5 separate regions of the Mus musculus genome follow, and regions 2, 3, 4 and 5 are each linked to region 1. A link is a loop called in an ENCODE intact Hi-C map of the cell type or tissue named here. Cell type or tissue: left cerebral cortex. All regions are shown on one strand. Links, peaks and the distances in the headings refer to the core of each region. The heading gives the core; the rest is flanking DNA.

Region 1 (6,105 bases), core at 654-5,653:
GGACCTTTGTACACGGCTGATGGGAATGTGGTGCGAACTGTTAAACAGTTTCCAGAAGTAGGCATTTATCCGACGTATTAACTAGCAACGCCATCTCTAGATGCTTAGCAAGGTCGCTGGTCCAATTTCAGGTCTGTAGTAAGAAATGCACAATGAGATAGCAGGGAGGGGAGGAGAACAGGAGGGAGGGAGAGGCACACAGAGAGAAACACAATGCAAAGGGTTTCCTGATGCTGAACATGCATTCATTGCTTAGGCTTGTCAAAAAGGAAAAAAAAAATCAAACATACTCGGGATTAAGCCTGTAATAACTATGCACCAGTGAGCAGGGAGTCAGTGGGGGAACACAAGCCCTGCGCTGTGGGGCTGCACTTGGCAGCCATGGTGGCAAACCCTGACAAATGGCCTGCTTTCACAAACAAATGACTTACAAGAGGAAAAGAGATAGAAAGGCTAAATAGGATGCTAGGAAACATCAAAGCAAGCACAGCTCTGACAATGAGGAACCTGATCCTCTACCTTCTCCTGGGGCTCTTTAAGCTGTGTTCGGATTGGCTTCCTGTTACTGGGACCAAACACTCTGGGCACTAGCGAAAGCCACTTGGGAAAGAAAAGGGTTTATTTCAGCCTAAACTTCGCTGAGTCCGGGCAGGACCGGGCAGGACCTCAACGGCAGGAACCTGGAGGCAGGAATGGAAGCAGATACCGCAGAGGGACACTGCTTGCTGGTTTTGCTCGGGCTGGTTCGTGCTCACCTCTGGCCTGATCGCTGTTGGCACCATCCACAGTGGTCTGGACCCTCCCACAACAATTTACAATCAGGGCTGTCCCCACAGGCGTGGCTGCAGAGCGATCTGGCAAGTTGACATAAGGATTAACCAGGACAGTTGGGATCTGGTGACAACGTTGTTGTCTTGTTTCAGCTGGATGGACCGCAGTAGGGTGAAAGGTTGAAGGTTTTTTTATCATAAAAATTAAAATATAAATTACACACCAATCGTGACGATTAGAGGGTTTCAACAGAGTGGCATTGGAAATCTCCTAGGAGACAGGCTTCTGGGCGTGTCCTCAAGGGAGTTTCTAAGTTGGGTTCAATAGGGTGGGAAGACTCACCCTAAATATGGGGTGCGCCATTGCCTTGGCTGGAGTTCTAGACTGAATAAAACAGAGAGAGAGAGAGGGAGAGGGAGAGGGAGAGGGAGAGGGAGAGGGAGAGGGAGAGGGAGAGGGAGAGGGAGAGGGAGAGGGAGAGGGAGAGGGAGAGGGAGAGGGAGAGGGAGAGGGAGAGGGAGAGGGAGAGGGAGCGCTAGCTCTCATGCTCACGAGCCAGCTGAGCAGCTGCAGTTTATCTCTCTGCCTCCGGTTCCTGTGACCAGCTGTCTTGAGTTCCTGTCACCCGCCTTCCCTGCAAGTGATGGGCGATAGCCTCAAACCCTGAGCCAGAACAACCCTCCCTTCCTCAACGCCGCTTTTGTTTTGTCACAGCAAGAAAACATCGAAATTGTACAAACCCAAAACCATATCCAAAAAAAGGAAGTTGGGGTGATGTTTTCTCTTTGGGGACAGGGGTGAGAACCTGGGGGGAATACAGGGAGAGCCTCTTCGGCAAATGGTAGTGGCCAGGCTTTGGCTTTAGACATGAGCCACTACCCGGCGCCTTGTTTTACACGGTATTTTATTTATTTATTTATTTATTTATTTATTTATTTTAAAGATTTTTTTAAAAAAAGATTTTGTTTTAAGCATGTGTGTGCATGTGTGCATTCATGTATGCATGTGCTTGTGTGTCTGCTTCAATATTTTCAGGTATCCCTGGAGGTCAATAAAGGGCCTTAGATCCTTTGGAGCTAGAATTACAGGCAGCCGTGAACTGCCTGACGGGAGCTGGAGACCAAGCTCAGAGCCACTGGAAGAGCGTGCCTTAACCACTGAGTCATCTTCCCATGGCGCCTTTGTTTGTTTGTGTTTGGTTTGGTTTGGTTTGGTTTGGTTTGGTTTGGTTTGGTTTGGTTTGGTTTGGTTTGGTTTTTCAAGACAGAGTTTCTCCATGTAGCCCTGGCTGTCCTGGAACTCACTCTGTAGACCAGGCTGTCCTCAAACTCTGAAATCTGCCTGCCTCTGCCTCTGGAGTGCTGGAATTAAAGGTATATGGTACCACCGCCTGGCTTCTATGGTGGCTTTTAATCAGTGTGGTTTCTTGCATTTGTGCTGTATTTAAGCATAAAACCGATCTGGGGACTAGGAAGATGGCTCAGTGGATAAAGGCACTCGCTGCCAAACCTGACCTCAATTTGATTCCCTGAAGCCACAGGATGGAAGGAGAGAGCCAACTCTCCCAGGCTGTCCTCTGATCGCCACATGCATGCCATGGTATGTGCCCACCCCTTACTCCCCCACCCCCTAGTCCCTCACCTCTGACAAAGTAAACAAATAAATATAAATTAATGTTTAAAATTTTTAAATTTCACTGTAGAGTTTAAGTATTTTACTTTTTAAAGCTTGATTTTTTATTTATGTGTATGAGTGTGTGTGTGTGTGTGTGTGTGTGTGTGTGTGTACTACCTGCATAGGGATGCCAGCAGAGGTCAGAATAGGATGTTCCTGGAGTAGAAGTTATAGGGAGACTTGTAAGTCACCTGATGTGGGCTCTGGGATCTGAATTCAGGTCCCTGCAAGAGCAACATAGGGTCTTAACTGCTGAGTCACCTGTCCAGTCCTTGGATTTTGTTTTAAGGAGAACCTTCCAGACTACTTATTAAACACGCAGACTCCTGGTCTCACCTCCCAGAGATGATCCAGTGGGTCTGAATGAAGATCAGCTTTAAGCAACTAAGATGTTTGACGACAACAATAGCGTCTAACTTTGGGGGAAGTTATATAAGAATTTCAGGTATTTCCCTCTTTTTACAAAGCTCCCATTGCTGTGTGGATGCCGTGTATATGCCGGTAACCCCAACAGTCAGGAGACTGAGGCAGGAGGCTAATGAGTTCCACGTCTCCTCTTTGACCTCCTAGGTCAGCCCAGACCTGTCAGCCTCTCTGGTCAGTGCTTCTGGGCCAGCCTCCTCCCCAGCCTATGAGCTGTCTTCTGTATCCTCTGATTCCATCTGTGCGTCACCTTCTCGGGCACTCCCTGAATTCCCTTCGTCATCCAGCACGTTCTATCATTCTCTAGTTTATCTCCTTATCTACTTCCTGTCTCCCTCCACTCCCACAAGGATGCCCTTGCAAAAGAGCTGTGATCTCTCTTGTTCCCTTCCTGACTAACCCTGGGGCCCACGGCAATGTGGCAAAGAGTAAGTGCTCAGTAAGCATTATGAATGAATGAAGTAGGCAAGGACAAATGACTACTGAGAATCGTCTCTCTAGACTATTAGCGCCTCAGAAGGTGTGGGGTGGGGTTGCAAAAGAAAAAGAGGAAAGGGGGGTGGTGCTGCAATGGATCAACGTGTCTTGCCACCAATTCTGGTTTCAGGATTTCGATCCCCACAACTCCACAAAGGTTGGAAGAGAAGGGAACCAACTCTTGGAAGTTATCCTTTGGTTGCCACGTGGTCATCGTGGCAAGAGTGTGTCCCCTGGAAACACACTCACACACATACAAAATAAACGAAGGTTTAAAGGGGCGGGGACGGGTGAGAGGCGGGGATGGTGGTGGTGGAGACTCATTTGGCCTTTGATAACTGGAGTTCAGAAACCCAATGGGAGCTCAACCCAGGCGCAATGCCGATCACGGCCAGTAGGTGGTAGAAAGGCACCGTGGCTGAAGCATAGACTAAGCAGGGCACCTAGCACCTGGGTTGATCCTGAGCCATGTTTGCTGTGCTCAGACCTCGCTGAAGAGTGGGACCCACCGAGGACGGTAGACTTTAATCCCTGGCTTTCGTACTGGCGAGGGGACCCAGGGAAAGCTGCTTCTACATGTGGGTAGGAAAAAGTCCCGAGGACTTCCGGGGTCGTGGGTGGAGTCGGGATCTGCAGAGATCCCGGGCCACCTCAAGTGTCAGGCATCTCCCAGTCTTTGTACCTCCATCAACCTCCACCCACTCTGTACCTGTGCCCACGGCAGGACACGGATGAGGACAAACCGACAGCTCTCTGACTCCAGCTGTCCTTGCACAACCCGCAGCGGTGCGCAGGCGAATCCTCTCCCAGCCTTGTTCTGGCTGTGTGCCTGCTCCCTTCTGGGAACAAGAAGCTCCTCCTGCCCTCTTCTCTTCGTGATGGCCTTGGTACTTGAATCACTGGGAAGCGAATCTGAGGAAAATTCAGCCTGCTGGCTCCAGTGCTCTACACAGGCTTCGATGCATCACTCGCCCTCCACCCTGCCCTGCTTGGCTTGAGGGCTAACCCGCTTCCCGCCTGGCTTCTAAGCCTTCTTTCTCTTCCTTGACGGATTTTGCTCTTGGAATTCAGAGCATGATTTCTCACCCTAAAATGAACCCTCCCTCTTCCTTTGGTCCCCGTCTTCCTGCAGCCTTCCCTTCCGTTTCTGCTACAGTACATCTCCCTGAGGAGCTGTCCGTGCTGGGCTCCCTCACACTCCTTGGACCCCAGAAGCCCATCAGTGGCCTCCGCCTCATCTTGTTTTTTCCCTCACCTCATCTCGTTTCTTTCATCAGCAGCCTTGGATACAGCCGAGCATCCTTTTCTTCTTTTTCTACTGCTGATGTCCTTGACCCAGAACTGTGGAGGCCACCCAATATTGTCCCCTCTCGTTCTCTCATCTTGACCTCTCCTTAGAAACTGGTTCTTGTAGGGTGTAGGGCCCTCCAAACTTGTTGAAGCAGAGCCTTGATTTCCACCCACCCAACCCCCATTCCCCACCCTAGCCATGAAAGGGCAGCCCTGGCCCTAAACCTTGAAGTCCGATTTTGTTGTTGTTGTTGTTGTTTTGTTTTGTTTTTCGAGATAGGGTTTCTCTTGTATAGCCCTGGCTGTCCTGGAACTCACTTTGTAGACCAGGCTGGCCTCGAACTCAGAAATCCGCCTGCCTCTGCCTTTGCTGGGATTAAAGGCTTGCACCACCATGCCCGGCTTGAAGTCCGATTTTACTTCCTCTTATACCCATCTGTCGGGCTGCCTGGCGGTGTTACTGCTGCTCAGAGGAGGCCGATTGCAGTCCGTGACGGGGTCTCCAGGCATCTTTCTCTATCGTTCTCCAAGGAAGCAGAAGGGATGAATTTCGAGGATCTCTGGTCTAGCCTGAACGAAAGGTTCCAAGGGGCTCTGGTCTGGCATGAAAGCCTGTGCAAGTAGCCTGGGTCTCTCCCGCTACTGCTACCATCCAGCAGCGCCAGTGCCAGAGGCAGCAGTGGTGGAAGGTGGCGAGTAGCATGCAGTCCGGAACCACAGCAGGAGCTGTGAGGCAAGCCAGAGGCAGGAAGTACGATGGACAGCGAGAAAGGCGAGAAGTAGCACCCGGCCCAGGGAGCGCCAGCAGTGGCGGTCAGGAGCACTGAGCCCAGCTTGCAGGCAGATCCAAGGTCCAGCAATGAAGGCTTCAGAATGCTTCCGGAGAGAAAACTGATCCAGTGTGTCACAGCTCAGTAAAACAGATACTCTCCGATGACTCTTGGTGAAATAACTCGTGCACTTTATTCCATGTAGATGGGGACATGATAAACATTTTGGGAGGAGGGTGTGAACCGGGAGTAAATGCTTCCCAATAGCTCAGTCTGAGATACTAGGGATGCTCTATTTGCATGGGGAAGGACTTCAGGTGTTGTCCCTGTGGGACTGGTTGTCATGGCCCTCTCCATGGGGGGTCATGGTTACCTGTTCTGAACAAGTAGAACTTGGCAGGGAGCTGGCTCCATGCCTGCCTGTCTCAATTCTGAGATTCCCCAGGATTTGAGCCTGCTTGATCTGACTAGTTCTTCTGTCTGATGGCACAGCCCTCTGGCCCTACACCCATCCCTCCTCCTCCTCCTCCTCCTCCTCCTCCTCCTCCTCCTCCTCCTCCTCCTCTTCCTCCTCCTCTTCCTCCTCCTCCTCTTCCTCCTCCTCCTCTCCCTCCTCCTCCTCATTTTAAAGATTAGTTTACATATTTTTATGTGTACAAGTGCTCTGTTTTCATGCACACCAGAAGAGGGCATCAGATCC
Region 2 (6,105 bases), core at 632-5,631, 47 kb after region 1:
TTGTCCTGGGTTCTATAAGAAAGCAAACTGAGCAAGCCAGTAAGAAACATCCCTCCATGGCCTCTGCATCAGCTCCTGCTTCCTGACCTGCCTGAGTTCCATCCTTTGGTGATGAACAGCACCATGGAGATGTAAGCTGAATAAACCCCTTCCTTCCCAACTTGCTTCTTGGTCATGATGTTTGTGCAGAAATAGAAACCCTGACTAAGACAGCAGACAAGTCATAGATCGAATGAGAGCTAGAATTTGAAGCTGAGTTTGTCTAACTTTGGAACGTATCCTGGTCGGGAGCAGATGAATCGGTACAGCCTGGACTTCAGTGATGGGCCCTGGGTCAGTTCCCTGGCCCTTCAGCGGTGTAATCTTGGGCCTCCAGACACTTGCTCATCTCTGAATGGAGATAAAAGGAAGGTCTTTGGGGCTGGCAACATGGCTCAGCATTCCAGAGCACACACTGCTCTAGCAGAGGACCCAAGTTTGGTTTGCAGTCCCCACACTGAACAATTCACAACTACCTGTAACTTCAACTTCAGGAGATCTGATACTTCCCTCTGGCCTTTGATGACACCCACATACACTTAAAAACGAAATAAAATAAATCTTAAAAGGACCTGTGTTGGCTGGTCATCCCAGAGGAAGAACTTCAGTTAAGAAAATACCTCCATGTTGGGCAGTGGTGGCGCACGCCTTTAATCCCAGCATTCGGGAGGCAGAGGCAGGCGGATTTCTGAGTTCGAGGCCAGCCTGGTCTACAGAGTGAGTTCCAGGACAGCCAGGACTATACAGAGAAACCCTGTCTTGAAAAACCAAAAAAAACCAAAAAACAAAAAAGCAAAAAAAAAACAAAACAAAACAAAACAAAAAACCCACAAACAAACAAAACAAAACAAAACAAAATACCTCCATAAGATTGGGCTGAGGGTCCTGAGTGCTATAGGAGAGCAAGCTGAGCAAGCCATGAGGTCTAAGCCATAAGATACAAGCCACGAGGTACAAGCCATGATGTGTGTGATGGTTTGTATATCCTTGGACCAGAGAGTGGCACCATCTGAAGGTGTGGCCTTGTTGGAATAGGTGTGACCTGGTTGGAATGGGTGTGTCACTGTGGGTGTGGGCATAAGATACTCACCCTAGTTTCCTGGAAGTCAGTCTTCCACTAGCAGCCTTTGGATGAAGTCATAGAACTCTCAGTTCCTCCTGCACCATGCCTGCCTAGATGCTGCCATGTTCCCACCTTGATGATAATGGACTGAACCTCTGAACCTGTAAGCCAGCCCAATTAAATGTTGTTTTTTATAAAACTTGCCTTGGTCATGGTGTCTGTTCACAGCAGTAAAACCCTAACTAAGACAAGGTGTAAGCCATGAGGTACAAGCCATGGGGTGCAAGCCATGAGGTGCAAGCCAGTAAGTAGCACAGCTTTATGGGCTCTGTATCACTTCCTGCCTCCAGGTTTCCCACAGTGATGGACCAACTGGATTGTTACCATAACGTGTATGTGTATATCAAAACCAACCCCTCTCTCCCCAAGTTGCTTTGGTCATGGTGCTTTATCACAGTAGAAACCCTAAGTACCACAGGACCATTTTAAAAATGCAAACTTCTTCTCAAAACAGGCTGAGAACCCCTCAGATCTAAAGCTAGTTCATCATTCTTTGCTAAGGAGTAGTAACATTTATTTAACTGTACCCATTCCTTCACAGATAGATTGGCTTGAAATTTGCTTCCAGCTTTGTTACAAGCATTGCTACCCAACAGTATCTTTGATATTTCCAACCTGCCTGCATCCTTCCATGCCTCTGTGTGTGTGTGTGTGTGTGTGTGTGTGTGTGTGTGTGTGTGTGTGTGTGTCCCTGCATCCTGCCATGCCTGTGTGTGTACCTGCATCCTTCCATGCCTATGTGTGTATACCTGCATCCTTCCATGCCTCTATGTGTGTGTGCCTGCATCCTGCCATGCCTCTGTGTGTGTGTGTGTGTGTGTGTGTGTGTGTGTGTGTGTGTGTGTATGCCTGCATCCTGCCATGCCTGTGTGTATACCTACATCTCTATGTTGTGGAAATATTAACTATGAACGGCAAGTTCCCTCACTACACCCAGCTACTCTCAATCCCGGCAGTCTCACCATCGAGTTCTTATCTCGTGGAGACTATCTGACTCAGAGCTCCACAATCTCTCCACCCAGCTTGCTAAATACCCACTGGCAGTTGCTACCACGACAGCCCATACTTCAAAACCCCCACGGCCTTTGTGGTGCACATCTGGCAACCCTGCACTGTGCCAACATACCTTTCTCTCTTGAACCCAGTCGAACTGCTGCGTGAAGGAAAACTCCACACAAAGTTAGTTCAGAAACAATGGTAACTCAATCGCTGGGTGCAACAACTAGAATCCTAACCTTTTAAGCCATATTAAATTTAAATCTTCCAGTGGCAAATCCCGGCAGATTCACCATATAAGCCAGGAGACACCAGGAGCTACATCTTTCCCTCTGGCTATCCTGGTCCAAAAAGACCCTAACTCTCTCCTGCTTCTTCTCTTCTTCTGTCCCGTCTACTCGCCCAGTGATTGGCTCCTTTATTCATTAGGAGAAGGTTCACAAGAAGTCACCTGAGTATGTGACTCATTTCTTGTTCCAGACAACCCCTCCTGGGAAATCAGAATTAACATCCAAATACAGGCATCACCGGGGCCATCCACATCTGTCCATAACTGTGTGTGTACCTACATCCTTCATGCCTGTGTACCTGCATCCTTCATGCCTGTGTACCTGCATCCTTCATGCCTGTGTACCTGCATCCTTCATGCCTGTGTACCTGCATCCTTCATGCCTGTGTGTATACTTACATCTGTCCATCTCTCTCTCTCTCTCTCTCTCCCTCTCTCTCTCTCTCTCGTGTGTGTGTGTGTGTGTGTGCGTGCGTGTGTGTGTGTGTACTTGCATCCTGCCATGCCTGTGTGTGTACCTGAATCTGTCCATCCTTGTGTTTGTACCTCTGTGCACCCTTGTCTTTGGCACCTCCACTCTTTCGTACTTACATTTCATTCTGTAATACAGATTACAGAATTTTCTAGGTGAAAGTACATGGGTAGCTTTCATTTAATCAATAATATTGCTTTGGATAGAATGAGTTCATGTCCAGTCTGTACAACTTGGAGTCTCAAATGAAAAAAATAAAAGTAAAAAATATAGCTCAGTATGTGTCTCAGTAGTACAGCACTATTTGCCTGTTATGCCAGAGGCAAGTAGGTTCATTCTCTAATGCAGGAAACAAATTGCTTTGACAATTGTAGTGACCCAGTACCACAAGCAATGGGCACAATCCCTTCCTCTGCTCCCCACCTGACTGTCTCAGCCCAAGTCTCTCCCTGTCACCGCTCAACTGTCGGGATTTCTTTTGCTCCACCTGGATAGAAATTGTGGTCTACAGATGCTGCTCCCAGGCGGCTTCCCATCCGTCTTGCAAAGACAGGCATGAGCAACGGCAAAGAGCGCCCTCTAGTGTTAGACTTGCTATGCAGGCTTCTGAATCAGGCCCTTTGGCCCTTCCCAGCAGCCAGGGTAACAACTTCTCAACCTGGATTGCTGGATCAGGGTGTGGTTCCCAGTGCCTACCAGCACAGTCAGGCAGGTTCAGGTCTGTGGGTGCAGCTAGTGGGTGACCCTGAGTCCTCCACAGTTACAACTTCAGCTGACAAGTGCCTGTACCATGTCCTCCTGTTATTTCAGCATTTGTACAGCCATTGGCGGCATTGTGCTGAGAAGCCAGGATCTTGGGCTCAGTAACCAGATGCCAGCCCCAAGCAGTGTCACTGGAACCCCAACACCAGGGATTGGAAGTTAGGCAAGAGGTGTCAGGATGGCTTCCAAGGTCACCAGGATGTCTCTATCTATGAAGCTGCTGCCTTGGCTTTCTTCAGCAGACAGTCACTGCTTCCGCTATCAAGCTGCTGGGACACTGCTGCTATTATAACGATGATGTCTGCAGCCTTCTGCAGCCTCTGCAGCCTCTGCCTTCATGTCACCAGCAGGCCTGTAATACTGAAAGCAGGCAATTCCAGAGTTTACTGCTCCAGTGTTACAAGACCAGGAAAGCAGCTCCTCACCAGGTAAGCCAGTGAGCCAATCACTCTGAACCAATCACAGGACTTGTTTAGGCCAATCACAGGCTTTAAAGTCTGTGATTTTGTACAGTCATGACCTGGCCTCTTATGCAGTCCCTCCACCAGGGGAAGTGCATCTCCTCTGGCCAAGATAGAAGGGGTTGCAGGGTTATCTAGCACACCACTACCACCACTTCCTCCTCCTCTTCTTCCACCATCTCTTCTTCCTCCTCTTCTTCCTCTTCCTCCTTCTCTTTTCCTCTTCCTCCTCTTCTTCCCTCCTCCTTTTCCTCTCTCCTCCTCTTCCTTTACCATCTCTATTTCCTCCTCCTCCTCCTTTTCCTACCTCCTCCTCCTACAGAGTCTCATGTAGCCCAAACTTGACTCGAGCTTGTTATTTGGCTAAGGATGACCTTGTACTTCTAATCCTCACGTCTCTACCTGCCAAGTGCTGGGATTACAGATATGCACGACCGTGCCCAGTTTCATTCAGTGCTGGGAATGAAACCCAGGGGTCCATGCATGCTGGGTCTACACTCTGCCAAATGAGCTGCATTCCCAGTCCTAAAGTGTGTGTTTAATTTTTTTTTACATTGAAAATTTTTATCTTATATGTATGAGTGTTCTATCTGCATATGTGCCTGTGTACGTGTGTGCCTGATGCCCTTGGAAATCAGCAGAGGGAAGGGGATCCCCTGAGACTGGAGTAACAGATGGTTGTGGACTCCCATGTGAGTGCTGGGAATTGAACTCATGGCTTCTGGAAGAGCAGCCAGTGCTCTTAACCACTGAGTCATCTCTCCAGTCCAAAGCAAATCTTAAACTTAGGTAGTGACTTCATAAAGAATCCTATAACTGAATAGAGAAGTCACCAAAAAATTGGCAATGGTAAAAGGTTTCTGATTGGGCAATAATCAAAACTTAATTCAAATTCAAATGTGTCTCTGGCATAGTTCACCTGTGTTGTGAGACTCTGATGCAGCCTTGGGTGTGAACACATGACATACCAACACACGTCAGCACATGCCACCACATGCTATCAGGTCACACAACTTCAGTGCTGCCTGAAAACTTCAGCTCAGACTCGAAACTGCTGTATATGATGATCTGCAGCATCTTTACTGTACATACAAAATCTCCTGCTCTTAGAGAAACAGCCCTGACCACCCTTCCTCCACTTACACCACTTTATACTACATTTTTATGCAAAGCGGTGCTCTCCACATTGACAGTTATAAAAGCCAAATGTGAATTGACTCTGAAAAATGTTGAAAATGCTCTGTGTCTTGTAGCATTGAAAATTTAGCCATGATTTAATTCTTTATATAAAAATAAACACATCCATTACATTGACATAAAAATATGTTTTCATTTTCATGATTGGAAAAAGTATATGTATGCAAAGAACTTTTTAAAAATAATGGTTATGAGCCTGGAGAGATGGCTCAGAGGTTAAGTACATGACTGCTCTTCTGAAGGTCCTGAGTTCAAATCCCAGCAACCACATGGTGGCTCACAACCACCTGTAATGAGACCTGATGCCCTCTTCTGGTATGTCGGAAGACAGCTACAGTGTACTCAGATATAATAATAAATAAATCTTTGGACCTGAGCAAGAGGACTTGACCGGAGTGAGCGGGATTGACTGGAGTGAGCAGAGGTCCTAAAATTCCACATGAAGGCTCACAACCATTTGTGCAGCTACAGTGTAACCATATACATAAAATAAATAAATAAATCTTTAAAAAAAAAAAAAAAGGATAACAAATGGGACAACTATGGGATCTTTTTACCTAGACTTATACATCAAGCCTTGTTAGAGCAAAAAATCCACTACAAAATGTTCCGAGCAGCCCTGGCTCTCGGGAGCCAAGGCACTCAGCTGCTGTCTTTTGTATAGTTGTCTCAGGGCGTCTGTGGAGTATTCCAAAAGGCTGGTGCTGGCATAAGGGCAGTCAGGCCTGGCTGTTTGCTCTAGGCAGCCAAGACAACAAGATTCAAT
Region 3 (6,105 bases), core at 362-5,361, 110 kb after region 1:
TAGCGTAAGTTCAAGGCCAGCCTGGGCAACTAAGTGAGATCCTGCTCAAATTAAAACAAACAAACAAACAAACAAACAAAAATAACTGAGGGATGGGGATATAGATCTTCATGGGAAAGCATTTGCCTAGCATGCAGGAGGTCCAGTGGATAAATGTGTTTGCTGTGAGCGCCTAATGAACTGAGTTCTAGTCCCAAAACCCAGAGTAAAAGGAAAGAAGAAGCCTGAAAGTTGTCCTCTGCCCTCCACACACTCATGCCTGCAGCTCACACCCAACGGTCATGCGCACAAACAACAACAACAACAATAAACCTAGCAGAAGGAAAGAGGGTGTGGCTGAGGATCAATCCTCGTGGCCCAGGCCAGCGCTTTGCACAGGTCTATAGCTCAAGGTCTCAATTCAAGATCCTGTGCTGCTCAGCTCAGGCAGGGCTCAGCACAAGAACACAGGATAGTCAGCACCGTGTCTTACGGCCCTGAAGCCTAAGACCTGGCTGCCCTTCAAGGCTGTAGGGGTAAACATCAGCCAGATGTGACAGGTGTCTTCTGTCACTCTCCACCATTCTCTTGAGACAGGGTCTCATTAGCAGCCCTGGCTTCCTACTTCCTACTTCCTCGGGGATAGAATTAAAGAGGTTAAAGGTTTTGTTCTTTTTCTTGCCTACTTTATTTTTGAAACAGGGCTTCTCACTGAACTTAGGAGCCTGCCATTTCTGCTACATGGACTTACCAGCAAGCACCCTTACCCAGGATCCACCTGTCTGTGTGCCCTGTTCAGTGCTGAGGTTACAGCATGAACAACCATACCTGGTTTTTATGTGGGTGCTGAATGTGTGCATGGTAAGCACCTTACCCCACTGAGCTATCTTATCTCCTTTCAGTGGCTATTCTTGAAAGCAAACTGGCTAGGTGATGGTGCACGCCTTTAATCCCAGCATTTGGGAGGCAGAGGCCAGCCTGGTCTACAGAGTGAGTTCCAGGATAGCCAGGGTTGCATAGAGAGACCCAGTCTTAGGGAGAAGGAAAAGGAGGAGGAGGAGGAGGAGGAGGGGGAGGGGGAGGGGGAGGGGGAGGAGGAAGAAGAAGAAGAAGAAGGGAGAGGAGGAAGAAAAGAAAGAAGATCAGGGCCAGGTGATGGTGCATGACTTTAATCCCAGCACTCAGGAGGCAGAGGCCAGTAGATCTCTGAGTTTGAGGCTATCCTGGTCCACATAGTAAGTTCCAGGGTAGCCAGGGCTAAATAAAGAGATTCTGTCAAAAAAAAAAAAAAACAAAAACAAAAAAAACAAAACCAGAGTTTTTAATGTATTTTCTCTAATGATTTCCAAATATCTCCCATTTCAAAGATGAAACTGATTCCAAGTGACTTAAGTGAACTGCTCAAGACCACATGGCATGGCTAGTATAGCTGTGATCGGGTCTAGAACACAGATCTTTTTGCCAGCAGCTGTCCGCCAGCCCCAGATCTCCAGCACTACATTCCACACTCCATGTAAGCAGACTGCTCTGGTCCCTGGGTCTCAGGCCTCTCAGGCTTTGAGAGAAGAGGCTCCTTGCCTAAAGCCTGTGACCTTGAATCAGAAACCATCCCATGCCCTCCCTCCCTTGGCACCTGCTCTATCGCTGAGGTCACCAGGGCTCCAGGCCCAGCCCTGAGGCCCGTCCCTGTAGCTTTGGCAGAATTGGACCTCTCAGCCTTTTGGCAACTAGACTCTCCAAAGGAATCAAGACAGGGGTGAGAGGACTTTTCCTCACTGGCCTCCTTCCCAGAACAGCCCATGGGTGGGAGAAAGGAACTTCCACGGGGACAGAGGCCCAGGAAGGAGGCCTCACCACACTGCAGGTATACTGGTCAGGCTCCAGAGCTCTGGTAACCGTTCCGGAATGACTACCCTGCACAACCTTCTAGAGGCCAAAGTTCTGTGCTTACCACTCCGTCCCGTGTAGAGAGCTCAGAAATTCATTTATGTCCCTCTTCCTCTGAATCCCCAAGTCAGGACAGGTCCCTCCTAGAGTCACTCCCAGAGGGAGTACTTTAGCCTGTACCTTGATCCATGTGGACTTCTCCAAAGCAGGGCCCGCACAAACCAGGAGCTTACTTTGAGAGAGTATCTTGCCTTGGCTCAGACTGGCCCCCAACTCAGGAATCTCTTGCCTCCAGGTGCAGGTGCCGTATTAACTGTTGGCTCAAGCCAGAGCAGCGGCACACAGCTGTAACCCAGGAGACAGAGGCAGGAGAATCTTTAGTTCAAGGTCAACCCCTGCTACACATTGAGATGCTGACTTGGTAATAATTAAACAGAAACTGCTGAACTAAGGAATAGGCTCCACTGAGGTTCCCTTACTCACCTGTAAAAAGGGGATGATACCACCTACCAACGAAAAAGTTGAGTGTGACCATGCCCTGAAGTAGGCTACAACCATCAATAGTCGGGTCTTATTTAATAACGTACTTTAAGGTGACAAGCAGTCTAGTGGCAGAAGTCAGGGGAAAAAACTGACTTCAGCAGAGGGTCGCGGCTTTCCGGGAGTTAAGGTGGCCGAGGCCGGAAGAACCCTCTGAATAGACAAATTGTCTTCGCGGAGTGAAGAACGACCCTGGCACAAGCTCAGAGGTCAGTAAATAAAGCCTGAAGCGCTTTCAGGCAGCGGCGACGGGTGGGACTGCGGAGAAAGGCGCAGGCGGGAGACATTCCGCAGGGAGGGGCTAGCACGTGTGGGGCTAGCATGAGGGAAGCAAGGTCACGTTCTCCGCCAGCAGGTGAGGCGCTGGGCAGCTCAGCCATCCGCGGTGTCCAAGGCAACTCTTTTCCACTTGTCTGGTAGGAGCAAGAGGGCTCAAAGGCCACTAGACCATGCTCTCTGTCCAGGCTCCAATTCTTTTTTACTTACGGCGACCGCGTCATTCCTCTCCGAGCCTCTGAGCCTCTTCTACAAGAAGAGGACATAGGACCGTTGAGATGGGTTTTTGGGTAAAGGCCCTTGCTGTCAAGCCTTGACAACCCCAGTTTGATACGTGGGACCCACACGGTGGAAGCAGAGAAGGGACTCCCGCGAGTTACAACGAACGCCCCAGTCTCCCACCCCTTCCCCATAAGTACGCCTACACGAGCATACACAATATAAGAATAAAACCACAGCGAATTAAAAAACAAGGCGGCAGAAGGATCAAGCGGCGTTTCTCCAGCGTGGCACCAGCTCAAGGGCGAGTTTCCTTTCAGTATGGCCGGGGGATGCTCTACTTGGGTTGCGGGAAGCGCCCCGCAGCCAGGCCAGGGATGGGTTAGATGGCACCAACAGGACCGCGGGCGCCGCTGACGTAGGCGACGGGAGGGCTGTGGGGGATGGGCCCCAGCCCTTTGCGGGAGTGCAAGCCCCGGCTTCCTATTTCGGGAGCGAGGGGTGTGGGCCACTTTCATCATGTGATGCGAGGGCTATTTAAAGAGGCTGTCCAGCCGGGAGCTGCGGTTCTCAGTGCCTGCTCGCCTCCTCACTCATCGCACCATGGCGGACGCCTTTGTCGGTACCTGGAAGCTAGTGGACAGCAAGAATTTTGATGACTACATGAAGTCACTCGGTGAGCGAACGAACGGCGCAGGATCTAGGGTCAGGAGGGCCGGCAAGGCGGTCTTGGCGCTGAGCTCCCAGGGGGAGTGCCCCCATGTGCCTCCCGCAAGCTCCTAGCCAGTCCAGACAGGGAATACTGAGGTGCGGAGGGTGGCCTGGGCTGAAGCCACTCCACTCCACCCCACCCCACCCCGGCCTCCTGGGAGGGGGGTGTCGCGGTCCAAGCTTGGCGAGCCTCGTAGCTGGAGGGGAAGGGTAGAGGCAGCTGTGGCCGCAGAGGTCCGGGATGGGAGGCTTTCTAGGAAGCAGTGTAGGTGATCCGGAGGTGGAAAGGGGAGGGAAAGAAGGGCGGGAGGCTGGCCGCAGGAGAAGGCAAAGAGGAGCATGGTGGTCCAGAAATTGAATTCCGAAAGGGAATAGAGCAGATAGGAGTGTACAGAGCCTGGAGGAAGACTAAAGAAAATCAGTGAATTCCATCTGGGAAGAGGTGAAGATACAGCCAGGCAGTCAGCAACAAGCCCTACCCCTCCATGTTGGGGTAGTGAAGAGGCCTCTCTCTGGAAGATGCCCTGGTTCTCACCAGCCTGACCTTCACCTACAGTGTGTGCAGCCACCCCTGGGATCAGTCGGAGACGCTGCTGCTAGAGCAGGGCAAGACGACCACTACACATAGGCTTCCCGGCCGCACCAGTCGGCCACCGGATCAGTGCTGGGGATAGGGTGAAGAAAGCCTGGGATCGAGCAGAGGGTGTCAGAAGAAAGGTGAAGAGCTATGAAGGGAGAGTGTGGCTTGGGGCTGGGGAAATTGTGTGGTGTGGGCGGTGACACAACGCCTTTAACCAGCACTCTGGGAAGCAGAGGCAGGTGAATCTCCCGAGTTCTAGGCCTGGTCTATACAGAGAGAATTCCAGGACAGCCAGGACTACACAGAGAAACCATGTCTTGAAAAAAAAAAGAAAGGAAGAGTCCCATGATTTACTTAATAGGAAGACAGCTTGGGACACATGAGCTCATCGCCTCATAGGAAAGCCCAGGATTTCTTTTTGAAGACTGAACTAGAGCCTTGTGCATGCCCCCTACTGCTGAGTTATACTCCCCACTCACACACACACACACACACACCCTCTTTTTACTCTGTGTAACAGGTTCTCACTAACTTCCCCAGGTTGGCTTTGATCTTGTAACCTGCCATCTCGGCCTTCCAAATAGTTGAGAACCCAGAACTACCTAGAGTTCTTCCCATTTCAACAGTGGGGAATGTCACATGAACCACTTATCCAAGACGGCCCCAGCCCTTCCTTTCTTGCCTTGAGCTTAGATAAAGACCTCTACCTGCGGAGTCCCTGGCTATATCATCCTGGTCTAGGAGGCTGGGGCAGGGAAAACAGGACTGTGTCATGCCTGAGCTAGCTTCCACTCCGTCTTCCCCGGGAAGGAGGGCTGGAATCGGACATGTTGAGGGATGTGTGTAGTTGCCTCTCACCTACTTCCAGCTCTTCTCTGAAACAGGCCCACAAAGCAATTTGTCCTTTTGGTTTGGGGAATGGAACCCAAGGCCCTTTGCCCGTGCTAAGCAAGCACTGCGACTGCTGAACCACATCTCCAGACAGGGCTCCCACCGGCACCTACCCTACCCTGAGGCTCTCCAGGAAGGCAGCTGGTCTTGTCTTTTAAGACAGGGTTTTACTGTGTATCCCTGGCTCTCCTGGAACTCCCTAAGGAGACCAGGTCCTGTTGTCTCTGCCTCTCCCGCACTGGGGTTAGAGGTATGAGCCCACACCCAGCTAGTTGGCTGTCAAGTTAGGGAGTACTAGATTACCTGGGCTTAGTTCTGTTTCACTGAGCTGCCGCTGCCTTCCTAGACTTCTTTTTGCCTCAGGGCATGTTGTCTTCAGGCCATTGTTCTGTGGGTGCTGAACCCAGCTTTAGTCAGGGGACTGAAATTCTATTTAGCCTAAAAATATCGACAGGCTGAAGGCCAGTAAAGTCTAGATGCACCCCAGCTTCCAGCAGTAACTGGCTTCACTGGCACCCTACACCTACCTGTAGGTGGGTCCTGGGAAAACAGCTTGGTTCACTGCTGAAGCCCAACTCACACAGATACCAGTAGGCAAAGCCAAGCCTCTCACTTCTTGCTGTGTAGCCAAAGCTCCTGACTTATCCTATAGAACCAAAGGTTCTTAGGACAAAGCAGCCCAGCCTAGTTTAAGTGACTTCAAGCACAGATGGTGGCTTGAAGGGTAGAGTATGTTATTCCAAGAATGATATAGTGAGACTAAAAGAGAGTTTGGGAATCTATGTCACTAAACTCGGATTATTTATTTACTTAGCCTTTTTGAGACAGGGTTTCACTATAGCCCATACTCTGGAGCTACGCAGCCCAAGCTGGCCTTGAATTCTCGGCATTTCCCCTGCTCCAGTCCCCTGCCTCTTGAGTGAGATTCTAGGGGAGTCACCATGCTTGGCCCGTTTGACTTTGGCTAAGACAGCACCGTGTCTCAGCCTCGTTTGTAAATGGAAACTATAAAGCTTAGGTTT
Region 4 (6,105 bases), core at 685-5,684, 95 kb after region 1:
TCAGTCCCTTATGTTATTCCTACTACGTGTGTTTAGTTTGAGCATGTGTGAATGTGAATGTGTGTGGGCACAAGCATCACAGTGCAAATGCAGAAGTCAGAGGACAATTTCAAAAGCTCGTCTCCCCTCCCACTGTGAGGTTTCAGGAACCAAACTCAGGTCAGTAGGCTGTGCCCAGGCACCTTAACCTGGTGAATCATCTTGCTTTCCCTTGTTTTGAATTTTGAGATACAGTTGGGCTATTTAGCCCTAGCCTGGAACTTTTTTTTTTTTAAAGATTTATTTATTTATTATATGTAAGTACACTGTAGCTGTCTTCAGATACTCCAGAAGAGGGCGTCAGATCTTGTTACAGATGGTTGTGAGCCACCATGTGGTTGCTGGAATTTGAACTCCGGACCTTCGGAAGAGCAGTCGGGTGCTCTTACCCACTGAGCCATCTCACCAGCCCAGCCTGGAACTTTTTATCAATCCTCCTGCCTCAGCCTTCCAAAGGCTGAGATCACAGTTATGCAGTGCCAATCTCAACTTCACAATATTTTAGTAGCTCTGTGACTAAACAAGAGTTTTGTTTTGTTTTGTTTTTACATTGAACCATCAGAAAGCAAAGGGATCATGCAGACATGGTAATACACACCTATCATCCCGGCACTGGGGAGACTGAGGCAAGAAGTGTGCCAGGAGCAGGGGTCCAGCCTGGGCTACATAGTGAGCACTGGATCTGAGTGCCAGAGCTACATAGCAAGTCTCTGCTTTAGACAAACAAACAAACAAATGAAGGTTTCCAGCAGAGCCTGGTGGCCAGGACCTGTGATACCAACTACTTGGAAGACTGACTTGGGAAAACCAAAAGTCAAGGTATTCCTGGGCCACAGAGCAAGTTCTAGGTCAATCTGGGCAACTTTGTGCAACATTGTCTCAAACCCAGAAAGTACAGTGAGCATGGTGACACACAGTTGCCACCCTAGCATTTGGGGACAGGAAGCTCCCCAGTTCCAAGTCATTCACAACTACACAGTGAGTTTGAGGCCAGCCTAGGATCCATGGAGACCTTGTTTCAAAAATAAACAAATAAATAAGCAAGTAAACAAAAGAGGGCTGGAGAGGTGGAGAGGCGGCTCAGTGGATAAGAGCGCCGGCTGTTCTTGCAGAGGCCATGAGTTTGAGTCTCACTATCAATATGGCGGCTTCCAACCATCTATAACTGCAGTTCCAGGAGAGCTGACATCCTTTTCTGTCCTCTGTGAGCACTGAATGCATGCGAGGGCATAGATATAGATGCAGGCAAAAACACCTATGCACATAAGTTATCTTTTTAAAAGGTGTAAGGGTGTAGACCAGGGCCAGACCATGGTCCAGCTTATACAAAGCTCTCAGGTTCTATCCCCAGCACTGGGGGGTGGGGGTGGGAATCCAGGGGCTAGAGAAGATAGCTCAGTGGCTAAGAGGATCTGCTGCCCTCTATGAGGACCAGAGTTGAGATCTCAGCACCCATGTCAGGCAGCTCACAGATGAGTGTAACTCCAGCTCCAGGGGGCCCAACACCCTCTTCAGGCTTCTGAGGACATCTTTGGAAATGCGCATACCCTCCTACAGACAGACAGACATATACATAATTAAAACAAATCAAAGTAATAATGGATATTTTTACAGAAATTAAAACCACTCATAGCTCACGGGCCAAGTAAAAGATCACTGCTTGATCTGACTTGGTTTCACAGGTCGACACAAACACTGGAAACAGCCAAAGGCCAGGAAGTGGCTGGTCTGGGAGCAAAGTGGTATCCTGCTTGAAGGGTGGCTTTTTTTTTCCTTTATTTGATTTTATGTTTTAGACTTTTAAAATTTTATGTACTCCTTTTACATCACATATCAGTCCCCTCTCCTCCCAGTGCACCCGTAGGTTTCTATGTTACACACACACGTGTTTTTCCTGCATGTATATATACACACACATCTGAATATACATATATATATACATATATATATATATGTATGAATGTATGTATGTATGTATGTATATGTATGTGTATGTGTATGTGTATGTGTGTGTGTGTGTGTGTGTGTGTGTGTGTGTGTGTGTGTGTGTGTGTATGCCTATATGTCCTGGTGCTGGGGAGGTTGGAGGAGGGCACTGGGTCTCCTGGAACTCCAGGTCAGTGCTGGGAACTGAACCTGAGTCACGTTGGCCTCAAACTCATGGAGAGCTGCCTCCCAAGTGCTGGGATTAAAGGTGTGTGCCACCCCTGTGGCTATCCCAGAAAGTATTTTTAGTAAAGCATTAACTTTTATCAATCCATGGGAAGAAGCAAGAATTATCTTCTTATTGATCCTCATTGATCTAAAGACACGTACGTTCTCACAGCAGAGCGGAGATGAGGAGGAATCTGGCCTCAATGACAATCAGTACCCAGGTGGAGGGGTAAACCCCCAGAAGGGTAGGGACACTGTCAGCCACCCAGAATATGCAGCTTATTGGTGTCAGAAGGCCCAGCTCAGAGGCCAGCTCTGCCCCTAACTCTCAGGGTGACCTTCAGAAGTCTTCTAGTCTGGTCCAAATGAGGACGAAGTGTAAGGTGCTCCTAACCTGGCTCTTTGGTGCCCCCTGGTGGACACATTGGTGCATGACGCCATCTGCTTCCAGCTCCTGACCCTAGAGAAACTCAGGTGTCCATGCAGTTCACTTCCAGGTCTCAAGAGGAAGAGAAGGATGTCTCGGTGCCAGAGAAACCCTCAGATTCGTTCCTGTCACTTACTCTAAATCTCTCTGAACCTGTTTCTGTCTCTTAGAAAGGAATGAGTGGTCTGAGCCCATAGGTTGGGGTGTGGCTCTAAGCCAAGTTCTCTAGCACGCAGGAAGTTTGGTTGGTTCTACAGCGCTGCCCAGACCCAGTATGCTGCACACCTGCAATACTGGAATGCAGAAGCGGAGGGAGGAGGACCAGAATCTCAGAGTCAAATGGAGTTCAACAAAACAAAACAGGATCAGTCCAGGGTTTATGACCTAGGTTTAACCACTCCCTGATATCATTAAAAATAATTAATAAGGCTGAAAATTGTAGGTCACACCATTGACCCCAGCTCTTGAGAGGCAGAGTCAGGTGGATATCTGTGGCTTTGAGACCAGCTTGGTCTACACCAGTGGTTCTCAACATTCCTAATGCTGCGACCCTTTAATACAGTTCCTCGTGTTGTTGGGACCCCCATCCATAAAAATTCATAACTTTATTTTTGCTGCTGTTGTGAATTATAATGTGAATATCTGTGTTTTCCAGTGGTCTTAGGCCACCTCTACAAACAGCTCTTGAAGTAGTCATGGCCCACAGGTTGAGAACCTCTGCTCTATATGGTGAGTTTCAGATCAGCCAGGGCTAGACAGTGAGACCCCCTCATCGAAGAAGAAGAAGAAGAAGAAGGAGGAGGAGGAGGAGGAGGAGGGGAGGAGGAGGAAGAGGAGGAAGAGGAGGAGAAAGAAGAAGAAGAAAGAAGAAGAAGAAAGAAGAAGAGGAAGGAAGGAAGGAAGGAAAGAAAGAAAGAAAGAAAGAAAGAAAGAAAGAAAGAAAGAAAGAAAGAAAGAAAGAAAGAAAGTCAGGTGTTGATGGTCATGTCTCTTTAATCCCAGCATTCCAAAGGCCAGTAGATCTCTGAGAGTTCAAGGCCAGCCTGGTCTACAGAGTGAGTTCCAGGATAGCCAGAGCTACACAGAGAAACTCTGTCTTGAAAATCAAAAGGAGGGCGGAAGAAATGGCACAGTGGTTAAGAGCTCTGGTCACTTCCCAGCAACCACTTGGTGGCTCACAACCATCTGTAATGGGATCTGATGCCTCTTCTGGTGTATGTGAAGACTCACATAAATAAAATAAATAAATCTTTTTTAAAAAATAAAAGAAAATAAAAAAAAATAAAAAAAGGAAGGAAAAGAGAGAGAAAGAAAGAAAGAAAGAAAGAAAGAAAGAAAGAAAGAAAGAAAGAAAGAAAGAAAGAAAGAAAGAAAGAAAGGCAGGCTTGTTGGGGTAGGTGGGAACAGAGGTACATCTGGACCTCAGAGGACACCCTCAGCTTCTGTCTTCAGGGGCATTCTGCCTTTTGATTGAGACTGTCTCTCACCAGCCTGTCTTCACATAAAGGCCAGGCTAGCCCACAGGTTTGCACAGGCTCACCTCTCACTGAGAAGATGGGACATGGTATCACTTTTTTTTTCCCTGTCTTTTTTTCGAATTTTTGAGTCAGGGTTTCTCTGTGCAGCTGCGACTGTCCTGGAACTCTCTCTGTAGAGCGCACTGGCCTTGAACTCACAGAGATCCTCCTGCCTCCACCTCCGAGTGCTGGGATTAAAGGTGTGAGCCACCATGGCCCCACTCACATTTTCCTTTTTTTTTTCCCCTAAGATTTATTTATTATATGTAAGTACACTGTAACTGTTTTCAGACACACCAGAAGAGGACATCAGATCTCATTACGGATGGTTGTGAGCCACTATGTGGTTCTGGGATTTGAACTCAGGACCTTCAGAAGAGCAGTCAGTGCTCTTACCTGCTGAGCCATCCTGCCAGCCCTACATTGTGGGGGGTTTTTTGTTTTTGTTTTTTCTGGGAACACAAGCTCAGGTCCTCGAGGCGGGCGCTTTGGCAACTAAGCAAGCCACCTCCCTAGCCCAAGGCTTGGTTTCTCATGGCATTACCAAGCTGTGCGAGCTCAGGATCCCAGGGCCCCACTGGTTCCAACATTCAGGAATTGAAGCAGGAACTAGGGCCTTAGGGAGATTAAGAGCTGTGGGAATCGGTTCCCACCGGGGTGGGGTGCCTCTTATCTATCACTCCAACACATGGAGGCTGGCATAACGCTTCATCTGAGGGCAGCATGGGCATTATCTAGTGAGCTCTAAGCCATCCAGGGCTGCAGTGTAAGATCCTGTCGCAAAAGACAAAAACAATCATCGCAGGGCAACAGAAGGCCACTTAGCATTGAACACAGGGTCTCTCCCACACCTCCTCCCTGTCTTGTTTTGGAGGTTAAACCTAGATCCATGTGTGTGCTCAGCACGCTTAACAGTGAGCCAAATTTCCAGGCCCATCTATTTTTAAAAAATAATAGTTTTTTTTTTTTTTTTTTTTGGTTTGGTTTGGTTTTCTGTTCGAAATGGGGTCTCACTGTTGCCCAGGCCGTGTTCAACGCCAGACCTTGCAGTCAGTGCTGGCCGTACAGTAAACAGCGTTCAAGACATAATCTTTACCCTTTGCAAGCTAACCAAAGGCACTTATTATTGCAAAGATGTTTACACTCTAGTCTGAACAAACCGCAACGGGAATGTGCACAAATTAAGTGTGTCACTGGGGTGAACACGGGCAGTCAATGACTATGGCGGGCCGAGTGGATCTCAGAGTAGGTTACGGAGCTGGGCCGCAGCCAAGGGCAAGGCAGGGCTGCCCAGACCTAATAATGAAAAACAAACTCACATTCTGATATGCAGGAACAAATCTATGGTGCCTCGTTGGCGGCTTGGATCATGTGGTTCCTGGATCAATTCTTGAAATAGGAAGGATTGTCTTTGGGAAGTCCAAATTACACCCCTGGCCTCAGGGCCACGCCTCCTGGGCGTGGCTAGGGGGAAACTAGGTTATCGGTAAGGCACCATAAAAGCCAGCGCTCCCTTGGTTTCCACCACTGAGAAAGTCCCTTAGACCAGGAAACATGCCACTGTGAAGTGTCTGTGACTGACCACAGGCTCCTCAGTGGAAATGCGATTGACATAAAAATACCAACCACAACCCGGGAGGTGGCGCTCGCCTTTGATCCCGGCATTTCGAGAGCAGAGGCAGTTTGATCTCTGATTTTGAGGCCAGCCTGGTGTACAGAGTCGTTACAAGCCGACAATTGTAGAAAGGGAAGCTCCCAAACGGGGTTAATGGGGGGACTTCCTGGGATCCCCACGGGGAGCTGCGTCTGTTTTCTGGGGTTGTGATGTTCCTTGGAAAGGGCCACAGAGGTGGGTAAGACACATTGCTCAGCAAGCCCCTTATGTGGGATTAAATAAGGGAGATTGGGTCCCCCCAAACTAGCTCTAGAAATTCCCTTTTATATGTGTATTGTATGTGTGTGCACGAA
Region 5 (6,105 bases), core at 726-5,725, 340 kb after region 1:
AGCTGGAGCCCAGGACTCCTGCTTCTAGTTCACAGTATCTTTCCCCAGGGCAGGTGAATGAGAGGTGAGATGGGGTGAGTTCGGTCTGTCTTGCTGTTTGGACTGAGGGCAAGATACTAGGTAAGGAGTAGAGCTGAAGAAAGAGGAAGACCCCGGCACGTACCAAGGCTGAGATTAAAAAAAATACAAACCCAGTGATTCCCCCTCCCCCCCGCCCCGTCCTGCCCCAACCCTGAAGTCCTGCTAGAGCTAGGGTCAGGTCCAAGTTCAAGTCTTGAGAGTCCGCATTTTCTCCAGGGGCTGCAGATCCAGGAGGCTGCACAAGCTGCAGTTAGCCTAAGCGCCACCAGGGGCGCGCCTGCCTATCGTGATCCGCGCCTCCGGACAGCACTGCTTCAGGCTCCAGTGGTCCAGGGAAAACTGTACGCGGGTGGGACAGAAGCTATCCGGACCTGCAGGAAACAAGAGCAGGTTAGAAGTGCATTTGCAGGCCTGCGAGTAGGCAGACAAGGAGACCCGGATTCCCACGCCTTTTCCGTGCCCCCCTTTTCCCACCAACACTAATGACTGTCCCTCCAGTAACACCCCGCCCCCACCAGGGACCCACGTGTACAGAGGCTGCAGCTGTAAATGCGACGTCTTCTGCGGCGCCTGGTATCCATAGGAGTCAAAGCCACCGATGAAGTCAACTGAGGAAGAGAAGGGGTGAGTCCTGAAGGCTGGGTTTTGAAGGTGAAGAACACCCACTCCTGGGAAGGGGTGGGTGGGGCCAGAACAGCCACGCCCAGGACGTGGACCTGGGGATCGGGCTGTGCGTAGGAGTGGGAGAGGGGAGGGTCAAGTGTTGCGCCCCCCCACCCCCGCCCCCGGAGATTAAGAAAGGCTTGAAGGAAAAACCTCAGGCTCTGAACCCTTCTATGCAGTTAGGTCCAGTATGGGCAAAAGTGGTTCTGGGGTCTTGGACTGAGTATTTAGACATTTGGGTCTTAACCCAGAGTGGTTACGCAGACCCCATCCATCCCTGGTGTCTCTTCTTTCCTCCCAAGCTGACCCTGGGCAACCAGGAGGGGAGGAGGCCCTGTCCACGGTGCTGAAAAGACCCCCGGGGGTGGTGGTGGTGGTGGTGGGGAGACACACTTACAGCTGTCCTCCTCTTCCAGGAATACTTTGCTCACATAACAGGCAAACACGAAGCCGAACAGCTAAGAGAGCGGATAACAATCAGAGAGAGAGAAGTTGTCCCTGTCCCCTCTACCCACCCAACTCAATGCCTGTCCAAAGCAAACATTTAAGTTAAATGCTGCATGAAAAAGCTGTGAGTAGCCGGGCAGTGATGACGCACGCTTTTAATCCCAGCACTTGGGAGACAGAGGCAGACGGATTTCTGAGTTTGAGGCCAGCCTGGTCTACAGAGTGAGTTCCAGGACAGCCAGGGCAACACAGAGAAACCCTGTCTCGGAAAAACAAAAACAAAAACAAACAAACAACAACAACAACAACAAAAAAAAAAAAGAAAAGAAAAAGGAAAAGGCTGTGACTGACAAGCAGTTCACTCCTTTGTGCCCCAGTCTTCCCGGTTAGGCCTGGGTCATATCACTGGACTGTTAGGTGAAAGGATTCTATGACCCTGCCTGTGTAAGGTCCCTAAGACAAGGCTGGCCCTCCTATTAATGGTCCCAAGCAGCCCAGGCTGCCCTTGATTATTGGCTGTGGACTCGATCTGAAACCCCTTCTATTCTACTTTTTGCTTTTTTTGGAGACAAGTTTTCTCTTTGTAGCCCTGGCTGTCCTGGAACTTGTTCTGTAGATCAGGCTGGCCTGGACCTCAGAGAGCTGCTTATCTCTGTCTCCTGAGTGCTGGGATAAATGTCATGTGCCACCAATGCCCGGATGAAGCTCCTTTCTTGTTCTCAAAGCTCTGTAAGGTTGGCACTGCCCTTTCTATGCAAATAGCAAGGGAGCTTAGAAAGAGCAAATGACTTATCCAAGGTCCCCGGGGGTGTATTAGATTAGATTTCTAAGCCCAGCAGGACTTGGCCTGACGGCTCATCCCATTCATGAAACTTGCCTATGCCCTTCTTGGGGGATGGGAGATGGGTGGAAGGAGGAGGAAGGTGTCACAGGACACAGGAACAAATGGAGCTGGAATACACAGGATTCTTTTGCTTTTTCTTTCTTGGGCAGGGTAGGGTATGGAGCTCACTATGTAATCTAGGCTGATCTCAGACTTGTAATCCTGATCCTCCTGCCTCTGCCTCTTGCCTGATGGAATTGCGAGTCTATGCCACCATATCTGGCCTGTCATCTCTTAAATGGGGATAAAGAATGGATGGACTAGAGTCTGTACTTCTGGGAATATGGGGATGGGTGATGAACAGGACTCACAGCTAGGAAGATCTGCAGGGCACTACTGAGGGCTTCAATGTAAGGATAATCAAGCAGGCAGCCAGTGACCGAGATGACGTGGTGGTCCTCCAGGGCCAGGCGAGAGTTCAGAACAGGAGTCACCAGGCAGCCTGGACCATTCTCCATCCACCAGGAGCGATGCAGGGATGTGTTGAAGGTCATGATGAAGTCCCGGTCCTGGGGGGCAGAGGGGCCTGAGATACTCAGCGGTGGGGAGGGGTAGGAGGGTTCTCCCCAGGTGCCCCCTACCATGTGGATTCTCACAGCCTGCTCTTCTTTCTCTAGCTTGATTTGTGAGGGAAATGCCTGCACCTGCAAGTCCAAACCTGGCCAGCAGGTGGCAGCAGATGATCACATTGACTTCACACTGGTATCACTTGAGATGGCTATCCAGTTGAGCCTAAGTTGGAGCCTCTGAATTTCAGACTTAGAAGAACATTAACAGAGAGACAGGGTCTAACTCCCCTGGCATCTTTGAAATCTGCAATACAAGTTACCGTACAACCCAGTGGATTCCCATTGCTCTGTATGTGACTCTGGACCAATTTCTCCTCTCCTTGATCCATACTCTCCCATTTGTCAGATGGAGAAGGGGCTGGGCTAGGTCAGCTGTTTAGAGGGTGTGCATCTATGTACCCACCAATTCCTTCACTCCTTCAGTCAGACTGAGACCACCACACTAACCAGGCAGCAAACACACAGGCCTGTGATCGAGCTTCATGTATGTAACCACATGGGGTTGCCTATGGTCCATCCGCCACCCCCACCCCCGCCAGGGCTTTTGTGTGTAGCCCTGTTATACTGGAACTTGCTCTGTAAAGCAGGCTGGCTTCAAACTTAGAGATCTGCCTGCCCCTGACTCCCAAATGCTGGGATTAAAGCTTCTACTGTGTGTGTCCATCCCTGTGTGTGTGTGTGTGTGTGTGTCCACATTGGGTGGCTTCTTCAATTGCCCTTTCACCTTTTTTCTTTTAAATTTAATTATTGTTGTTGGTGGTGATATGTGTGCCTGTGTGTGCACATGTGTCACAGAACACGTCCAGATGTCTAAAAACAACTTTTGGGAGTTGGCTCTCTTTTCTCCTTCCACCACTGGAATTGAGCTTGCGTCATTTGCGTCATCAGGCTTACAAAGCAAACACTGAGTTTTCTCTCTGGCCTACCTTTTTTTTTTTTTTTTTTAAAGATTTATTGATTTGTTTTATGTATATGAGTACATTGTAACTGTCTTCAGACACATCAGAAGAGGGCATCAGATCCCATTACAGATGGTTGTGAGCCACCATGTGGTTGCTGGGAATTTAATTCAGGACCTCTGGAAGAACAGTCAGTGCTCTTAACCGCTGAGCCATCTCCCTAGACCCCCCTGCCTTATTTTTTGAGACAGGGTCTCTCACAGATCCTAGAGTTCACAAGGTTGGTTAGACTGGCTGCCTTGAAAAACCTTAGGAAATCTCTTTCTCTGCCCTTCCCCATCACCTCCCACTGTTGGGGTTACAGATACATGCCACTGGAAGGCGTTATGTGGGTGCCGGGGATCTGAACTTAGGCCTTCATGCTTGCACATCACGCACTCTAGCCAACTGAACCATTTCTCCAAGCTGGTTTGAAGGAAGCTGGGGATGTCTGTCTTGGGTTCCCTCCCCAGGACCACGTGTGGCATACGACTGTAATCCCAGCATTTGGGAAAGTCAGGAGTTCAAAGTCATCCTTAGCTACAGAGTGTTAGGGGCCTGCCTGGGCTACAAGAGATTCTGTCTTTAAGCCGGGCTTGGTGGCGCATGCTTTTAATCCCAGCACTCGGGAGGCAGAGGCAGGTGGATTTCTGAGTTCGAGGCCAGCCTGGTCTACAGAGTGAGTTCCAGGACAGCCAGGGCTACACAGAGAAACCCTGTCTCGAAAAACAGAAAAAAAAAAAAAAAAGAGATTCTGTCTTTAAAATAGATAGATAGATTGATTAATTAATTAATTAAAAAATGGGTGGGACTGGAAGGATGGCTCAGTGGTTAAGACCACTGGCTGCTCTTCCAGAGGGTCAGGGTTCTATTCTCAGCACTCACATGGCAGCTCACAACTGTCTGTAACTCCAGTTCCTTGGGTTCAGTCGCCCTCTTCTGGTCTCTGCCAGCACTGCACACACATGATGAAGGGATGTGCATGCAGAAGATGTGCATGCAGACCATGCACTCTGTGGTAATTTGAATGAGGAGTCCCTGTCATCCCACAGCCCCATAGGCTCATGTGTTTGAATATTTGGTCCCCAGTTGGTGGGACTGTTTGGGGAGGATGAGAAGGCATGGTCTTGCCCAGTGGTGGCTCACACCTTTAATCCCAGAACTCGAGTGGCAGAAACAGGTGGATCTCTGAGTTATAGGCATACCCGGTCTACAGAGCAAGCTTCAGGATAGCCAGAGCTACACAGAGAAACTCTGTCTCAAAACAAACAAACAAACAAACAAACAAAAAAGGGGATGTGATTTTACTGGAGGAGATGTGTCATGGGAGGTAGGCTTTGGCGTCCTAAAAGCCCAGTGATCTCTCTCTTTGCCTTGGGGTTGTGGCTTAAGATGTGAGCTCTCTGCTGCCAACCCCTTGCTCCGCCATCATGGACTCTAACTAATCCACTGACACCCAAATTAAGACTCTTTTATAAACTGCCTTGGTCATAGTATTTTATCACAGCAATAAAAAAGTAACTACAGCACACGCGCACACGTAAAATAAATAATAAACACATCTAAAGAAAGAACAAATTGAAGCTTAGAGAGAACAGACCATTTGCCCAGTGTCAAACTGCTGGGCAGTGTTACAGCAGAGATTTAAATGGAGCAGGGTCAAGCCATGAAGCCAAAGTTTTTATTCCTGGATTTGTCCTCCTTTATACCTAAAAATAGAAGTTGCACATCTCTGGGCTTGCTGCTCTTCCAGGCACACACCCCTGCTTTCTTTAGTTTCTTCTCCACATGACACGGTTTGTTCAATTTTCCCTGAACAAACGCTACCCTATTCTCTTTCCTTTCTGAAAAATATCGATCCGCCCTGGACCCGCCGCGCCTCTGTGTCTAAGCAATAAAATGTGCGTGTGTGACATTTTCACCTTCCTCTGAGCATATCATCATGTGCCAACACAGACCTTCAGTTTTCACTGCGCCTGTGGTCAATAGAGCCCTCGGCTCATCTTCACGGCAGGTGCCCTTTAGCCTCATCCGGGCCATTCTTGTTTTTAAGAAGCACAGAAGAAGCCAGAAACAAAAATGGGGGTCAAGCGGGCTGCACAGATTATTGGAGTGTGCAGAGGGAGAAAGGGGGTGTGGAAGAGATTATGTCCCAGCCCCCAGTAAGGACGGCAAAGGTCAAGGTGTGCTCTGCACACCACCAGGCCTGAGGCTTACCTGGGATAGCTGTCCAACTTCCAGGTAGAAGCAGATGATGAAGGCGTTCCAGCCAACCCAGAGTACAAGCCAGGCTGCATACTGCAGAAAGTAGAGGTGAGTAAGGGGGGGGGCAGTGAGTACAGGGAGGGTTATGTAGTCAATGGAGACAGACTTCAAGGGAAACTGGGGGTTACAAGTCCACACCCATCCTTCATAGTCCTGCATAGCAGACCGGTGTATCTTTTCCCCTTCACTAAGACACAGGGGCTGTCTGAGCTTCTCTGCATCACACAGCTAGGAGGCAGGGCTGGCCCTTAGCCCAGGG

The links. Hi-C counts contacts between places; a loop is a spot of excess contacts. Peaks named below come from ENCODE experiments on the same cell type or tissue, not always from the same donor. Only the 100,000 strongest peaks of a DNase experiment are listed, where the experiment ranks them.
Region 2: it touches region 1 in a loop (2.6-fold over the local background); 22 of 42 quality-filtered maps call a loop at or near these places.
Region 3: a loop joins it to region 1, with 2.5 times the contacts of the local background. A loop is called at or near these places in 20 of 42 quality-filtered maps.
Region 4: a loop joins it to region 1, with 9 times the contacts of the local background. A loop is called at or near these places in 20 of 42 quality-filtered maps.
Region 5: it touches region 1 in a loop (10-fold over the local background); 3 of 42 quality-filtered maps call a loop at or near these places.

What each region holds. Positions count from the first base shown.
Region 1 is chr4:130,195,348-130,201,452 of GRCm38, forward strand. No RefSeq gene overlaps it. Among named protein-coding and RNA genes, the nearest start is that of Tinagl1, 24 kb to the left of the region's middle. In left cerebral cortex, for the core only: a CTCF peak has its summit at 3,739 (motif pointing right); DNase peaks (open chromatin) are centred at 3,747 and 4,117; H3K4me3 peaks cover 678 bases; H3K27ac peaks cover 802 bases.
Region 2 is chr4:130,242,792-130,248,896 of GRCm38, forward strand. Gm46724 (a long non-coding RNA gene) reads left to right here. Exons shown (of 3, transcript XR_003955118.1): 2 at 3,730-4,109. Among named protein-coding and RNA genes, the nearest start is that of Gm46724, 9.2 kb to the left of the region's middle. In left cerebral cortex, for the core only: CTCF peaks have their summits at 3,506 (motif pointing left) and 3,713; a DNase peak (open chromatin) is centred at 3,494.
Region 3 is chr4:130,305,274-130,311,378 of GRCm38, forward strand. Fabp3 (fatty acid binding protein 3, muscle and heart) reads left to right here and starts at 3,465. Exons shown (of 4, transcript NM_010174.2): 1 at 3,465-3,577. The coding sequence starts at 3,505. Gm10570 (a long non-coding RNA gene) reads right to left here and starts at 2,432. Exons shown (of 4, transcript XR_868203.3): 1 at 2,350-2,432; 2 at 2,047-2,211. In left cerebral cortex, for the core only: a CTCF peak has its summit at 2,616; DNase peaks (open chromatin) are centred at 1,697, 2,831, 3,390 and 4,296; H3K4me3 peaks cover 3,014 bases; H3K27ac peaks cover 2,501 bases.
Region 4 is chr4:130,289,900-130,296,004 of GRCm38, forward strand. It overlaps Gm10570 (a long non-coding RNA gene), which reads right to left. Exons shown (of 4, transcript XR_868203.3): 4 at 1,298-1,590. Among named protein-coding and RNA genes, the nearest start is that of Gm10570, 15 kb to the right of the region's middle. In left cerebral cortex, for the core only: a CTCF peak has its summit at 2,610 (motif pointing left); a DNase peak (open chromatin) is centred at 2,610.
Region 5 is chr4:130,531,463-130,537,567 of GRCm38, forward strand. It overlaps Nkain1 (Na+/K+ transporting ATPase interacting 1), which reads right to left. Exons shown (of 7, transcript NM_025998.4): 3 at 5,799-5,879; 4 at 2,386-2,583; 5 at 1,142-1,202; 6 at 608-689; 7 at 1-452. The coding sequence ends at 443. Among named protein-coding and RNA genes, the nearest start is that of Nkain1, 40 kb to the right of the region's middle. In left cerebral cortex, for the core only: CTCF peaks have their summits at 2,735 (motif pointing right) and 4,538 (motif pointing left); a DNase peak (open chromatin) is centred at 2,741.